Regions from separate parts of the Homo sapiens genome. Here region 1 is linked to region 2. A link is a loop called in an ENCODE intact Hi-C map of the cell type or tissue named here. Cell type or tissue: Calu3. All regions are shown on one strand. Each heading gives the region's core, and the rest is flanking DNA. Links, peaks and the distances in the headings are about the cores only. Region 1 overlaps WDR7 (WD repeat domain 7). Region 2 overlaps WDR7 (WD repeat domain 7).

What was found. Hi-C counts contacts between places; a loop is a spot of excess contacts. Peaks named below come from ENCODE experiments on the same cell type or tissue, not always from the same donor. Only the 100,000 strongest peaks of a DNase experiment are listed, where the experiment ranks them.
Region 1: it touches region 2 in a loop (2.7-fold over the local background); 9 of 110 quality-filtered maps call a loop at or near these places.

What each region holds. Positions count from the first base shown.
Region 1 is chr18:56,981,308-56,989,658 of GRCh38, reverse strand. The region is part of intron 26 of WDR7 (WD repeat domain 7); the gene reads right to left. Among named protein-coding and RNA genes, the nearest start is that of WDR7-OT1, 54 kb to the left of the region's middle. RefSeq lists an enhancer at 2,138-2,987. In Calu3, for the core only: no CTCF peak of the experiment used is centred there; a DNase peak (open chromatin) is centred at 4,748.
Region 2 is chr18:56,864,905-56,873,255 of GRCh38, reverse strand. All of the region lies in intron 20 of WDR7 (WD repeat domain 7), which reads right to left. Among named protein-coding and RNA genes, the nearest start is that of WDR7-OT1, 170 kb to the left of the region's middle. In Calu3, for the core only: a CTCF peak has its summit at 3,893 (motif pointing left); a DNase peak (open chromatin) is centred at 3,875.

The DNA.
Region 1 (8,351 bases), core at 271-8,270, 120 kb before region 2:
TCCTGGCATTTTTGGTTGATAGAAATTCTTCCTAAAAAAGTCTTTCACTTCGCCAGGGAAGTTATTATTTTAATTTCATAAGTAGATTAATAGTTTCAGCATGCATTAAATGCCTAACTACTTGACAAGACCTTCTGAAAATTGCATACAAATTAGAGTAGAAGTTGTACTAAGAAGAATTTTAAATCTCTATAAAATGAACAGACTCTTCCAGTTCTTATTTGAACATCAAAAGATAAAAAAGACCATCAAAGAAACTAATTACTTGGAAAAAATATCATTTTTTAAAGCCATAAGATAATTCATTTATTGGAAATTTTGTGAGGAGCTTGAGAAAAATTAACTTTCAAGGATTTTCTTTAGAATATGACATCTAAGTAAAACAAAGAACTCAACTCCTCAGTCTTATTAGCCACATATGGCTAATGGCTATCACACTGGAGAGTACAGACACAGAATATTTTTATCATCACAGAAAGTCCTAATGAATAATGTTGCTTTAGAAGACACAGTTAAATTCATGCTGAAAACATTATAAAATTAGCCATGGTATTCTCACCATTTTTTTTTTTTTTCAAAAAACCATACACACATATACTCCTGAGAGTTATATCTAAAAGGTGGCATCTTTTTCTCCTTTAAGAGTCAAACCAAAATTACTGTAGATAATTCAATTTTTTTCTGTTAAATACCAAATCAGAGCCAATATAAAAAAACATAAATTATTCTTCCCTGAAATATAATCAATTTACAAGAAACCGGAACAAAAACAAGGCTACAAAACTAACATTTTTCTCCATCCCCCTCTCCCTTGGTCTATTATTAACTGTGATAATTGCAAATAAGTTAAAAAGAATTTCCTAAACCAAACATCCAATTAATATTCCCTATAGAACTTCCAACTATTTAATAACTTTTTTTGAATTAAAGCACAACCATGCTTCTTCTGAATTTATAAGAATGCCCAATTTTTTTTATTGGAGTAGGGTCTATTAACTGCTGCAAAATTGCGACGACTCTATACACACACACACACACACACACACACACACACACACACACACACACTTGCCTTCCATGAGGTCTTTCTTCTGAGGAAACTTACCTTTAAAAAATAAATTTATATTTTTTTCAAAGATGTACTTGCATGTTCAACTGATACCACTTAAACAATAAAATAAAAGCTTATGGGTTTAAACTTTGGCTTATAAATCTGAGACCTGAACTAACAATTTTATAGAAGCACCAATTTGGATTGGCTGAGAAGGTGGGCAAGGAAATGTCAATTTTGCCTCAACTGGAGTGCTGCACACAGGCAGCAATGATATCAATGAGCAGCAATGTGGTATGTTTATCATGAGATAATCACACCCCTAGAGGTTTAGAAGCACTCAGCTGAACCTTATGCCTCACAACACACTTGGGGTGTCATTATCTCATGATAACCATACTCCCTGTCAAGCCTTATTGCTTAATTAGGGGTTACGAAGGTGATAAGACTAAAAGAAATCGGATGAACAGTACCTAAGATGAATGATACCTTAATCAACTTAAATCTGGTGGCTGAAGGAGGCGTGATGAACAGACACAATGAGTTACATGTTATTTTTAGAGAAATTTGTTAATAATAAATGAGGAGAAACCCAGTCTGCATTCCCAGATTATTTGAATTACATTTTCCAGGAGACATGATATTTATGATTAATAATTTAAATTGTGTTTTCACACAGTATGTAAAATGTTCAAGAAATTAATGATAACATGAAATTTAACTTTGACCTAAGATATCCAGCTTATGCATGACAGTGATTCATCATAATCCAAGCATAGGATTTAAGTATTAAGTCTGCAAGGGAACTGATCAATAACACCTACACCATGTACGATTTTAACAAAGTAACCTGAAACCAGAGACAAAAAATAACGTGATATACTCTTTACTATTTTTTTCTCTATTACACCTTAAAATAATCAAGCACAAAAGAAAAAAAATCATAGCACCAAAATGCTTTAAAAGGTTATGCCCAAATACGTAACTTTAGTTCTTTTGTTCTATTTTTATAAACAACTGCCATATTTGTGGACAAAATATAGCTTCAGATATGGTGCACTTGAAGCTGCTTTCCAATTCACTGTGAAACATCAATTATCTTTATCAAATAACAGTATCCTCATCTCAGTCCATTATCAAGATGGAGTCTTATTTTAGCTGGACTGCAGCCCTATCTGTATATCAGGGCTGGCCGCGGTGGCAGAGCGTGAGTGAAAGGCTGTGAGATAATCAATAATCATCATCAAATTGTGGTCGAAAGGTTGTGAGGATGGAAGTTTTTGATGAAACCTCACCTTTTTTTTTTTTTTTTTTTTTTTTTTGGTACAGATGATAAGGCTTAACCTTTGCAATACCTGATGATTATGTCTCAGTTAGAGGAATCCTTGTGTACACTTTCAAGTGGTTCTGAATGTCCAAAGACACACTGAAATACTTAGGCTTAAGTGGAACACAAACCTCATGCTATCAAAAACCATCAGGTGGAAGCGCTCAAAACAATTGTGAACATGGTTATTGTAAACTTGATCCGCAACTCAGACACAGGGAATTCAAACCCTGACTTACTATGGCTGTTAAATCCCTGTGAGTAAAGGTCAGCTCTGGAAGAACAATGTTTGCATAACAATAGGTAAAACACACCCTGTGGTTTTCCCAAAGGTTACTGAACTGTTGCCTAAGCCTATGGACCTTGATTTTAAAAAAGGCCTCTGCTTGAGACTTACAGGGTTTAATGGCATCTACTCTCATCCTGTGTCCTAAAATGTCATGAATTTGGCATGAAAAATGATGAGGAGATTCAATTTTTTAATTCAATAGAACAACACTAATTTGGAGGGATGAGAAGTGGAATGCCTTTTATTTTTATTTTTTTTTTATTTTCCCCCGTCATTGGGTTCTGTTTACATCAAGTGGACATAAACTGAAAGTAAATCAGCTGAGAAGCAGCTAGATTAAAATTAGGGACAACTTTGTTGTCTGGGGTTCTGTACAGATCTGTCATCCAGAGGCAGCCCACTAAGGCTATACTATATACCACCCCACCCTCTGAAGCCACACTTCTGAAAGCTTTAATTTAAAAATCCTTATTTTATAGTGGTTTGACATTTTTAAAAGCATACATTTAGAAAACTATGTATCCTTCAAACATAAAACCTATCAAAGTATGATAAAACATGAAAACTAAATCCATAAACCAGAACAAAGGAATTATCATTTCAAAATGTCAAAGTGTTGGTAGTTTGATAATACCACAGTTTAAAAGCAAGATCCTTTTCTTAAATTGCAAAATTCACTGATATAAATGGTCAAAATTTTAAACATCTTAAAGTGGTGAGCTACTAATCATTGAACATATCGCTATCAGTATTACAGTAGATGTTTTGGAAACAGACCCTAGTTCAGGGAAATCATGAAGTTGAATATGTATACACACACACACACACACACACACACACACACACACACACACACACACACAAAGAAGCTGAAATTAGCTCTATTATAATTTCCAAAGTCTGAATTTATTTAAAGTAGGTTTGTTAAAGAAAATTTTGTTCTAATGAAAACACTCTAAACAACTTCAGTAAAAAGCAACCAATTATATTAACCTAATTTGTGACCTATCTTTCCTATAAAAATGTCCAACACAAATTTAGAGTAATTGCCCCTTTTTGAGCTATATTGCCTTTCCTATAGTAACAGCAGTTAATATACATGAAAATATTTAAACTCTCTTTAAGAAACATGTACATTTTATTCACTCTACCAACAGAAAAAGCCTGTTTCTTAGGATCTCTGAGCTCCTTTTGACATGCTATAATTTCCATCAATACTTAGTGTACAATACCTGTTAATGCTAATTGTGGATTAGGAAATATATCAGAAATAATTAAAAATTAATAAAATATATAAAACCTCCAATATAAAACAATATAAAACAAAAATACATGCTCAAGGAGACCCATTTTCCACTGATTAAAGCTTCAATTAAAAAAATATTTCAAGGTAACTAAGAGGAAAGATTTTACTTGATTTTGTGTACTTGATATAGAGAAGTTAAAATGTATCTTGGAAGACATTTTGAGAATGGCAAATTAGAAACATACTAATCAAATACAATCAGAAACTTCAACTTCCCCCACCTCCTCCCCATTCACTATAACAAATATATACCACAGTAACAAATCATAGCATAATCCTTGTGATATATTTTAAAATTTGGTTTTGAAAATACATGTTATAGCAACATGTCAAGCCTAATGTTAATGCAAAATATTCTTTTCCTTAGCCTATTATTTTAAAAGTATAATATTTATATTAATCATGCTAAATTTCATGTTGACAATATATGCAAAGCTAGCACTGGCTTTTTTAAGACAATAAAAATTTAGCAGTGTGTGGAATCTTGCTATAGAAGTAGCTATTAAAAGTACACAGGACAGAATCCTAAAATTGCTGCAACACTTTACCCCACATACAATAAATGTTCTCCAGAAACACTGTGGTGTTCTAAGGCTGAATCAGTTGGCTCCCAGAGCTGAGTAGCAATAAGATAGTATGTTTTATTATGAGTGTCATGGAGATGGTGTGAAAAATCAAGAGCCACAGGCAGTCGGCAGCAATGGGTCAATAATGCTCCCAGAGACATTGTGTAGATAATCAACAACAAGGCCCGAGGTTCTCTCGGCACTGCACACAGCTGAAGGGCAAATCAATACAGCCAGGGAAGGGCACTGCCCTGCTCCACTTCCCACAGTACGCTATGGCTGCTGTAGGAAAACCGCCCCCAAAATGAAAATAAAGGAAACTGGTTGTGCAACTAACAATCACAAATTCATCCTTCAAAGAGGCTTCCAAAAAATCCAAACACAATTCAATATAAAGTCTGCCCAAAAATGAACCCAGGGGAAGGTTTCATTTAAAAAGTGCTGCATAAATAGGGATTAAGACATAATGACTTAAATATAAAAAAGGGCAAACATGGTCTTATGAAGTATTCTAGTTTATAATATTAAAATCAAAGTTTAACCAAGTTTTTTTGTGAGTAAAACATTCCAGTTTGGGAGATTTTACTTTGTTAACTTTGGTGTCTAGTATTGCTAGTGCTCAAACAGATCATGCTCATGTTTATCATTAGAAGGGTAAATAAGAACTAAAACTATGCTACATTTTAGAAAGTGTGAATTATATTTGAATAACTTTGTTTCCAAAAAAGGAACATAACATTTAAATGTATTCTATTGGTTCTGAGGACATTTTGCCAACAGTTTTTGTAACTGACACTTTGCTAAATATATGATGCTAATATTTCATACATTTCAGTAAAAATTTATGGGTAGGAATATGTTGATTTATTATTTCTCAAGAGAAAGGTGATTCATCACATCCATCATTCTGTTAATCATTGGGTGTTATTTCTAAGTTACTATGTAAAGCCATCTTTCATGAAACATGAAGAAAAGGTGCTGGAAGAAAATAGGACAGTGAAAATTTTTAAGGTTTATTTCTTATTTTTCACAATTAAAATTTCTTCTTTTTTTCAAACGGATAAAATAGTATCTTTAAGCATTAGGACGTGTCCTAGCTCAAGACTGTGATAACTGTAAACATTCCTCAAATATGTCATAGGAAGAAGTGTAATATGTTTCTATTGTTACAATATTTAAAAGAAATGAAAAAAGAAAAAACTGCAATTGTGTAAAATGGCATGTAAGTGAATTTAGGAAACAAATCACTGATCCCTTATAGCATTTTAATTGTATTTTAAAGGAATATTATCTGTTTATTCTAGTGATAAGAGACTATCTTGTTTCCCTTTTTCACTGACAATTATTTACAGCTATTGAGGATAACAGTTCTATATTGTTTAGTAAGATGCTACCATAAGAATGCTCCAAAATTATACTTATTCTGGGGACACATTTTTTGACTAGTAAGAATATGAATCAAAAAATAATTTCTTTGTTGATGGTTATGTTTTACTGTTAGGAAACTGACAGGGAGTTTATTTCTCTCTCTCTCTCTCTCTCTCTCTCTGTGTGTGTGTGTGTTTATTGAAATATGATGTCTATAAAGTAAACCTAGACTTTAACTAGGAGAGAAACTGAGTATAAATTGTCCACTCTGGACTCTACATTTATGACTGGTAGGCTGGTGCAATATAGTTAGAAGCAGGTTTCCATTTTTGAAAAGTTATATTATCTAGTCACCATGACAACAAAACTGAGTACTATAGCAAGCCACAGAAAAATTACTGCCTTGAAAATAGGAAAGGTGGCTTCTTAAAGTAGTTTGAAGCTTTGTAAATATTTACTTCATGAAAACGCCACTTTTACTAACAATCTAAAGGTATTTAGTAAAAAATAGGAACCTTTTCATTATCAAATAAGACGGTTCAGACTCAGATGCTGCTAACAATGACAAGTCCGAAATGAAAAGCAAGAGTATACACAGTCTTTAAAAAGCAATTCTCCTCTGGGACCCCTTGTTGTCCCTTCACACCTACCTATTATTAGATAATTTGTGTTGACCTATTTAATTTTAGACCTTCCACCTCTTTGTCAAATCTGGTTGAGATCAGCTTGCCTAAATCCTGCTGTTGTCCTGCAGCTGAGGAGTGTGTGACATGACAGCTGGTTGATTTGCCTATTTTTCTCTTATTGGCTGAGGAAACTGCCAAGGCAGTGAAATACTCCAAGACAGACATAGATTTTAGATGCTTCCTCATTTTGAAAACTAGGAACATTTCTACATGTTTAGAGAGCATCTGCTGAACCTCAGACACTACACATTATCATGGTGCTTTATTTTCACCTAACATGAGCAGAAGTTAAGAATAATTTAGAATGTACTCCTATGGACATAATGCTAGCAGATTAAAAACCCCTCAATTCTAATTGTGTTTAGAGGCTTTGGTATTTGGTGGGATTTTTTTAAGTCCCATAACCACATGATCAATCCAGGTGATTTAAAATCAATGCCAAACCCAGACAAAGGCTGTAGTAAACAGCTCTCTATCTGCTTCATGGAAAAAGGTGAAAAATTAGAAAAGAAGCTCTTCTTTCAGTGAGATGCCTAAACCATGTGAAAATAGCTCAAGCTCATGAGCCTTCTTGTATTTCCTTGACGAAAATTTTCCTTGATGAAAATTCCAAAACTGAATCTACACCCCTCACCAAAAATGAAGAAAAAGCCTCTAACAATTGTGGGAGTCAATTCTGATACCTTTGCTAATATGAAAAGGAAGCCTTTGTTGTGAAACGAATAATGCTCCCTCCTTGGCAAAACAGATATGCTCATTAATCCTGTAAGCATAATTTCTTTTAAGAATATTCAGAAGCTGGGTGCCTTTGAAATCCACCAAATTTTAAAGTAATGTGTGTCCTTGAAACCCCTGGACAAGTGGCCCTATTTAAAGTCAGATACGGGCTTTTGGCACAAACCTAGGATTTCAGGTTTGTCTCAATGGTCCCTTCATTACTTTCATCAGCACAGACCTTAATGCCCCTTGGATTTTGGGGGTTAACATTAAATTGATATTAAAACGGTTCAGAATAATAGTGTTAACACTGATCAGTATACAATGTGCGGAGTATTTTTTTCATGGCATATCCAAAATCATATCTTTCACATCTCTTGTTAAACCCTTCCCTATCACTGAGGGTTTTACCTTGGTAAACCATGGGTCAGTTGTTCTCCTGTAGTAGTGAAATATCCTACAGCACATGTAACAACAGACATCTTAAAAAGCAAAACTCTCTTCTATCTCTTCTCTTACTTTTCAAGCTAAGCAGGTCTCAACTGGCCTGCCTTCCTACTTAGTCCACTGCTGCCAGGCCTTTACCTCACTACTGCACAGAGCTTGCTTTTGTAAAGTCACCAGTGACCTTCTGTTGCCAAATCTGATGGACTTCTCATAATTTTTATCTTACTTGACCTTTTGGCAGCATTTCTTCCATGAGACACTCCTCTTTGAGTATCTATGGCACCACCACATTCTGACTTTTCTCATGCCTTCAAACCATCCACTCTCCCATTGTTGCCAGATGCATCTCTCCATCTTATCTCTAAACACTGAAGTTTTTCAGGGCTTTGTCCCAGCCCTATTTTCTTCTCACTCTACATTTATCTGTTGCCATAGCTCTAAATACATCAACAAGCCAATGATATCTAAATTTTTATGTCGAGCACAGACATGTCTGTGCTCCAGAGCCATGCATATAGCTAAATACTTGGCATCTCCACATGTATATAGCTGAATACTTGTTAGGTATCTCAGAGCTAACATCAAAAACTGAAC
Region 2 (8,351 bases), core at 295-8,294:
ACATAGGCTCATAAGAACACCGCCCAACTGGCAATTAACACTACTGATGCTGAAATTCTACAGTATGTAATTTTTATCAGTATTCAAATCTAAAAAGATGATAGCCCTTCATTAACAAGGAAAGAGGTAAAAAAGAACAAGGAAAGGAGTCCCTAAAGGAGACACTGACTGATTAGTGTTTCTATAAGGGAGAGATGCCCATCCTGCTACTGTTCTAAAAATAACACAGCAATTTCTCATTCCTATAATTTTTCAAATTTGGAAATATCTTTAAATTATTGGCTTGCCTGTACTTTCTGTTAACAGAAGAAATATGTAACTAGTTGCAATGTTTTCCTACAAATAAAATGACAACCAAATGGAAGATTTTGAGATATTAAAAATAAAATAATTCTGTAAAAGTAAACCTTTCTACAGTTTCATTTGTCTCATGAAAATTTGGTATTTTTTTTCCAGAGACATGCCTCCATTTAATCATGCTAAGGGGTGACATGGAGATCCATTTTCTTGACAGGACGGTTGATCACCCTATCACAGTAAGAAAATTAATACCTTCAACTAGCCCTGTGTGGAAAAGAGAAGCTATATGCGATGGTAAAGGACATTAATGTTCTACATTTTAAGTTGCAAACAGAATACATGTTCTGTGTGAAAATGATACGTGGTCTCATTATTGGGTTACTTATAACAAAATATGAGGCTTTAATTTTGATTAAAACAACAATTTACTTGACAGAGTGTTCTTCAAATGTACGTAATTGTCTTCAGATTTAGCATAATTGACTCTAGATTTACACAAACTGGAGTAAACACTTTACTTACAGCTTAACTAGAATACAGGTAAAATATTTGAGAAGTTTAAGCTATTTAAAGGGCTATGAGGTATTGATTACTTCATTTAAAAAGCAGTCAGAGAGTGCAACCAAGAGGTCAAGATAAATTTAACAGTTTGAAGCACTTTACTAAATAACTCTAAAGATCATGTTAATTGGCTTTGTGCAGTGCTAGGGTAAAATTAATTTTATCCTGGCTTACAATAAAAGGATTAAAAGACATATTAAGTTCTTCAGTTTTAACTGGAATAGGAATCAATGGATTTGAATTAAGGCTAAAGGCGGTTTTATGAGAGATGGACTACTAGCAGATACTTTATATGTGCTATTGAGCCATATATTGATGGGGCTTTATTATTGCATTAGGTATTAAAACCTTAGATAAGTAGATACCACCAATTTACTACTCCGAGAATACTTTCAGAACTGTGCTTTGACCTGAAAAAACTGTTCTTAAACATTCAATTCTTTATTTAGAAATGAGTGTCATAATACTTGTTACAGCTGACATATATAAGTAAATTTCTAGTAAAAATTAAAATAATGCGGTTGAATTCAGTCAGAACTCCCGTCAAGATAATAACCATATTGAAAACATAAACTATAAAATAAACATGTCATTAGGATTTTTTTAACCCAACACATTATATTAAGATTTGTGTTAACATAACAATTTTATGCCAGAAATTTCTGGCACAAGATGGAGTCCAAACGAAATTCACAATGATACAAATATTGTCTAAATTTAGTATAAATTGCAATATACCCTAAAAACCTTTTGAAAGGTCAGAAATGTCTATTGGTTCATGATAAATAAAAATAAACAATAAAAGTGTTTCTTTACTTTTAAATATTTAATAATATGTTTGAGAATCATACGTGTACAAAGATAATTTGGTTTTACTATTTGCTGCCTCCAAAGTGAAAAATACAATTTGCATTTAATAAGACATAGTTTTAAAAATAACCGTGACTTTGTAAGACTTTACATAAATGACTAGAAAAACAGTGAGCTGTAAGATCTCACAGCAGAAAACTAAATGGCAACATGTAGAGACTAAAATAATTTGGATTAAGCTAGAAAATACTTTCTATTATGGTTTTTTAGAGCCTTGTTTTATTTGTAATAAAGTGTATTTGCTAATATTAGATTTTGATTAATTATTAAAGAGCAAGAGCAAACTTAGCAAAGTGAACTTTGTTAATACTGACATTCTGGAGAACAAGCGAACTTTCAGACTTAAGACACGATTTACTATGTACAATGTCTGCATATAGTCAAAATAAATAGTCTGAGCACATCATTCAGAGCCCTACAAATGTTAGTCAATAAAGCTGCAAAAGATTTCTATTTTCAGACCAGTAAAATATTCTTCTAAAATTTTCATTTTATTTCTATTTTCTCAGTCCCAAGGATATTTTAAATGTGATATGGCATTATCAGCACACACTGACTATAAAAAGCATATATAAAACTGTATACTGTATTGAGTTTAAAACAATACATGATAGTGAAATGTGTCCAATCAAAATATATTTCAAACTAGATCTTCAAAAGTGAGTTACATTCAAATTGTCTTTAGATGTACTTTAATCAAAATAACTTTACCTTTCTCCTGACTACTATCCAAATTGAGGCTGGGCATGGTGGCTCACACCTCTAATTCCAGTACTTTGGAAGCTGAGGCAGGAAGATTGCTTCAGCCCAGGAGTTCAAGGTCAACCTGGGCAACAGAGCAAGACCCCATCTCTAAATTAATTAATTAATTGATACACCTGGCTGCCTAATGGAATATTAACAATTTTTAAGATCTATCTTTTTAATTATCATTGTATGCTGGTAATCAAATATGTTAATTCTATATTTACATACATAAATACATTGCATGTACATAATTATACATCTACACATAAGTATATAGCATTCTTAGTGAAGGTACCAAGACATGATACCTAAGCAAGCTAGAACTACACTTTTGAGATTTTTTTAAAACATGTTTTAGAATTATAATGAGAAAAATGTTGGCCCTCAGTGGAGTTTTCACAGTGTAAATAAGTTGTTTCCATATATGTATGGCTCAAACATTTTCCATACCTACTTGTTATTCTTAGGGTTGCTTAAAGTAGGGATAAAGTACAATACCATAAAAATGTCAAATTTTATCAGATATATAACAATAGTCTTTCAAAATAGCTTGCTAACAATAGGAAAAAAATCTTAAAAACAAACAAAAATCTGTTAATATTCATTTTTAAAACACTTTGGCTTTAAAAGAACTTAAAATGCTACATAAGTCATCCAATGTACCCCAAGTCTTTGAAGTCAAATACTTCAAAGCTAAATTTGTTAAATGGGAACACACAAAGACATAGATTGGTGATAATCCAGCTTGGGAGAAAGGACCCAAGATCTCGCTGTCCTGGTGGTGAATCCAGGTTTCATAGGCTCATGTGGAGGATGTATGTTGTGGATCCATGCCATTGTAAATGTATGTAATTAAGTTCTTTTCCTAAACCAAATGTGTTTATATGAATATTATATATTATTTTCATTTGTTGGCATAACTTAGAGCTCTGCAATTTCTACAAAATATGTCAAATAAATTTTAGTGATACAAAAAAATAAAATTGTACATGGTTGTATGGCCAACATGTAAATTTCAACCTGTGCACCTAAAGTAAATAAAATAAAGTTTTTAAGTTTTCTGTGTCTTCTTCTTTGCCTCCTATCAAGAAAATGAACTGATTAAAAATGGCTGTCATAGGGCACTTCCACATTTACTTTCAAATTTTCACATTATTATCAAAGCTACTGTGTGTATAGCTAATCTTGTGTTAGCGGCATAGATTTTCCCCCACTGTATTAAACACATATTTGAGTTACTTTGTGACACATCTGCCAATGTTTTCCTCACATCTACTGACAGAACATATGGAATTTGCTCCCCAAATCTAAGAGGCTTTTGCTGCTGGTGTTGCTGCTGTGTTACTTCCCCACTCACTTGAAAACTGAAGTAAACAAACATGCTATTAATTTGTATGTATGCACGATAGCCCCCTGCTGGAACACAATAGGTTCTGCAAATGCATATTTCTTTCTGCAGCTGCTGATTAAGCCATTCTGAAATAATGCCTCTTGTATACACATGTATTACATGTGTGTGCAGTTGACAAAATAGACAAAGCTATTTTCCATTAAATCAGATAAATGCAAAATATATGACCACTCTAAAATGATTTTCTTTTTCAAAGAAATAATCACTCCTCTGAAGGTGTGTCAATTATTTTGATAATTATAAATCTTAAGCTTTGAGGGCAATTCACATGTTTTTCAAGTAATTCATGAAACAATTTCTTATTTTTCACAAAGATCCTGTCCTATACCTATTTTCCTACCATCTGCATCATCTTATATTTCCCTTTATTCTCTACCTGAATAACAAGTTAATTTTTTTCTTTGCCTTTACTATTAGGGCAAACATTCTCAGTTTGAAAGGAAATTGAGATTTTAGTAATCCCAAGTATCTAAGGCAGCTAAGTAATCAGAAGTCTTATAGGTAAAAACTATCTCCAAAAACGTCTAACTTTTTTGCTTCAATTGACCTTTCAAAGGTGAATCTGATACACATGGCAAATTTAAGAAACTACAAATTGTAACACTGAGACCATTATTCGCATTTCCATGAGAAAAGGAATATTTCAGAAACACAGTGGGTAGTGACTTGTAAAATTATACAAATCTGAAAACACAGCATATCATTCTCAGATATTTTCTCATACAGTTACTACTTAGAAAAAGAAACTCTGGCAATGAGATTTACTTATAAAAATAGCGGGGTAGACATGGTACGTTTCTGTAAAAGATCAAATAGAAAACATGAGACAACATTTGGTGGACTGGTAGAATACCTCCTATGAAGATTTTATATCTGTGCATTTCAGCATAGTAAGAAATAAATAAACCTAAGGTCATTTTTATTTATAAAATGACAAATCATTTACTGGATTCACTTAAAACATATTTTCACCTGGGTCATTACCAACTCAGTGATATAAAACTGAGATGAAAAAGGCCTTGCTCTACTTCTGAGCCATTAACAAGTACATCTGTTCATTTATAAGGAGTATCTGTAGTATTCATTTTTTTAAATTATATCGCAATAATAAAACAATGACATGTGACTAAAAGTGACCATTTTTTAAAGGTTCGTTTGGAGTAAATTAGAACCTCTAAAGGATCTCTAGCTTTGAAAAATGATCACCTTATTTTACGTTATTTTTTCTTCTGCTTTCTTTACTGTAAGTGAGATGTTAAGTAGAAATAAAGGAGCATAGTTAGGGGCAACATAGTATCTTGGAAATTAATGCCCACACCTTTGTGGTACCTAGTTGTTATTTGGCAAATTTTTTTCATAGACCTTTTTCTATATACATAATTTCTTTTACTATATACCTTTTCAAATGAGCATATAGAGATATAAAAATGTACTAATATTCTCTTTCCTGTAACTACTTTATAGGATTTCCTATTATCTAGTTAATTTCATTTCGAATTTGGCTCTGAGTTGCCTCTGTTGCAAATATCAGACTGAAACAGCTTTCAGTCCTTGAATTTTTTGCACAATTATTCCAATGTTTAACTTAGCACATATGCCTAGAGATACTGAATATCTAACTCATTCATGTATTACAACTATGGATTTGGAAATGCTACTACTCCTGAAATAAACAGTAGGGGAAAAGTTTAATGTTTGCCTAGATATGTATGTAGTCAGATACTCAGGTTTATAAGATGTCATGCCATTTTTCCAAAACTAATTTTAAAACAAATCTGTTTCTGCTATGATACAACATAATCGTTTCCTCAAAATCCTCCCTATCTATCTCCCTCCCAATGATTTGAATCATTAGGTTACTCTGGAATTGTGAAGAGACGGCTTTCTAATCTCTAGTCTTTTATTAAGACAGAGATAACAGCATATGTAAAAACCTGGAAAATATATATGTATTGATGTTTGGTAAACATACATCCTCAAGATGGCTATTATTGTACTTAAACTGCTCTGAGATTTTTAAAAAAATTTTATGCTGGGCGTGCTGACTCATGCCTGTAATCCCAGCACTTTAGGAGGCCAAGGCAGGCAGATGGCTTGAGCTCAGGAGTTCGAGACCAGCCTAGGCAACATGGTGAAACCACATTTCTACTAAAAATACAAAAGAAATAAAAAAAATTAGCCAGGTGTGGTGGTGAGTGCCTGCAGTCTCAGCTGCTCAGGAGGCTGAGATGGGAGAATCGCTTGAGCCCAGGGGGCGGAGGTTGCAGTGAGCTGTTATTGTGCCACTGCACTCCAGCCTGGGCAACAGAGTGAGACCCTGCCTCAAAAATAAATAAATAAATAAATAAATAAATAAGTAAGTAAATAAAGTTGTTGCATAATAGATGTACATATTTTCAGGGTATATGTGGTAATTTAATACATTCATGTAATTTGTAAAGATCAAATGAGTGTAACTGGGATATTCATCACCTTAAATATTTGTCTTTTCTTTATGCTAGAAATGCTCAGATTCTTCTCTTCCAGTTATTTCAAAATATACAATAGGCTCTGAGACTCTCTGGCAGGACAAAAAAAGGAACATAAAGTCAAGAGGAGATAAACTTTACTGAAAACTCCTACCACCACTGCCATAAAATCACCAGTGTCAGTGTCACGAATATTTTGCCATATAAGAGCTGAACACAGACAAAAGCAATCCAAAGCAAGAATTTAATATGTGCTTATCATTTCTCTGAAACATAATTTCTCCTATTAGCAAAAGAAAAAATAATTTATCTAATACTTAATCCAATGTTTTTGATTTCTAAAAAATACTCAATAAGAAATAGTATTTACTCATAGAAAAAAAATCTTTCGAAATATGTTAAAGATAAAAAGTTCCTCCATTTTAAAAACATCAACAAAAAAACTGAAGTCCACCTTTTACTTAAGGTGATTCATATACCTCCTAATACTGTATTTGTTATAATGACATAATTATATGCCTACTACAATCACTTTCCAGATTCATTAAAAAAAAACAGAAAAACTATTAAGATTTAAAAAAACAAAAAACATATTGGAAGCTGAGTGTGTAAAGCATCTCTTAGGTCCAAGGTAAGATGACTGGCTGAATTTTAAAATTTTAGAGAAAAAAGGAGATTACAGAGCTGCTCTTTTAATCAGAACAACAGATATTTTATAGATAAGGAAAGTTAAGTATGTGAAGTGTTCAAGCCACAAGGTGAAGGGCACAAACAGAGTGGGCATTCCTGGCAACATCATTCTGGATGGATCACCAGAATCTTCACTGACCTACAATCTCAGTGTTTACTGCATAGAAATTAGTTAATATTTGATGCCTATGCCAACATGAATCTCTATTATGTATCTTCAAATCTTGTATAGTTTTAAATGTTCCTTAAAAAATAATAAGCAAGCAAAATTTATAATTAGAAAAAAGTCTTAAAAAAAGTTTTGGACCATGGTATCTAATGTTATATATATTTAGTACAAAGCTATCTAAAAAATGTAGAAAATGCCAGAAGAGATATTCTATCAAGCATATGAACTACATTAAATTGTTTTTATATGAAAGATAAATATGAAATACTGAAACATACCAAAAACAAAGTACTGAGCATCAATGCATTACCATACAGAAATCAAATACTTAAATGATTTAACAGAATAAAATCAGCATGCCTTCCACAGAAACATCAACCATTTCCACAGAAGAAAAATTTCTCCAAATACAATATATGGTCAATAACACTAATTCAAAATATGAATTAAACATTAATTTCTCTACATAAACCTTCCTGTAAGTTGTCTACTATAAACATGCATGTACAAATATTTTCAAAAGTCACATACTGCACCTCAGAATACTGCAAATAAATTCATAATCATTTCTGAAGTTTACTGTGTAATATCAAACAATAGCTAAGAATCAACATAAGGGTTAAGACAATCATTTTCTACTGCATACTAGTGCTATTCTAAGCCGATAGTGTGTTTAAATCCACACCAATGAAATCAATACAGCACTGTTGTATTCAAGGTGAGACCAAATAAACCTGTCTGAAGCTTTGAGAAATAGGCTTTGCAGTATACTTTGAGTGCTAAATGCCTTTCAGTCCAGAGATGTCATTAAATAATCATTAGCCATCATTCACTCTTCCTAAAAAGCTTAACACCTAAACTTGTTCAGCATCCACTACAACATTAGTATAGACTACCAAGTAAGTACTTATTAGCACTTAGAGATGTTTCAACCACTCTTTTTAAACATGTATCACTTTTTCAAAAAAGACTGCAAAATATTAATACATATTTACCGCTGGATTAGAGTGCATTGGATACAAATGATTAGTAAAAAGGATATCAATGTAATGATCGGTCTTGTTTGGATAACATGGCATAACCTCACAGAGCTACAATCAACTCTTTCCTGGTTAATCTATCAAAATAAAACCCA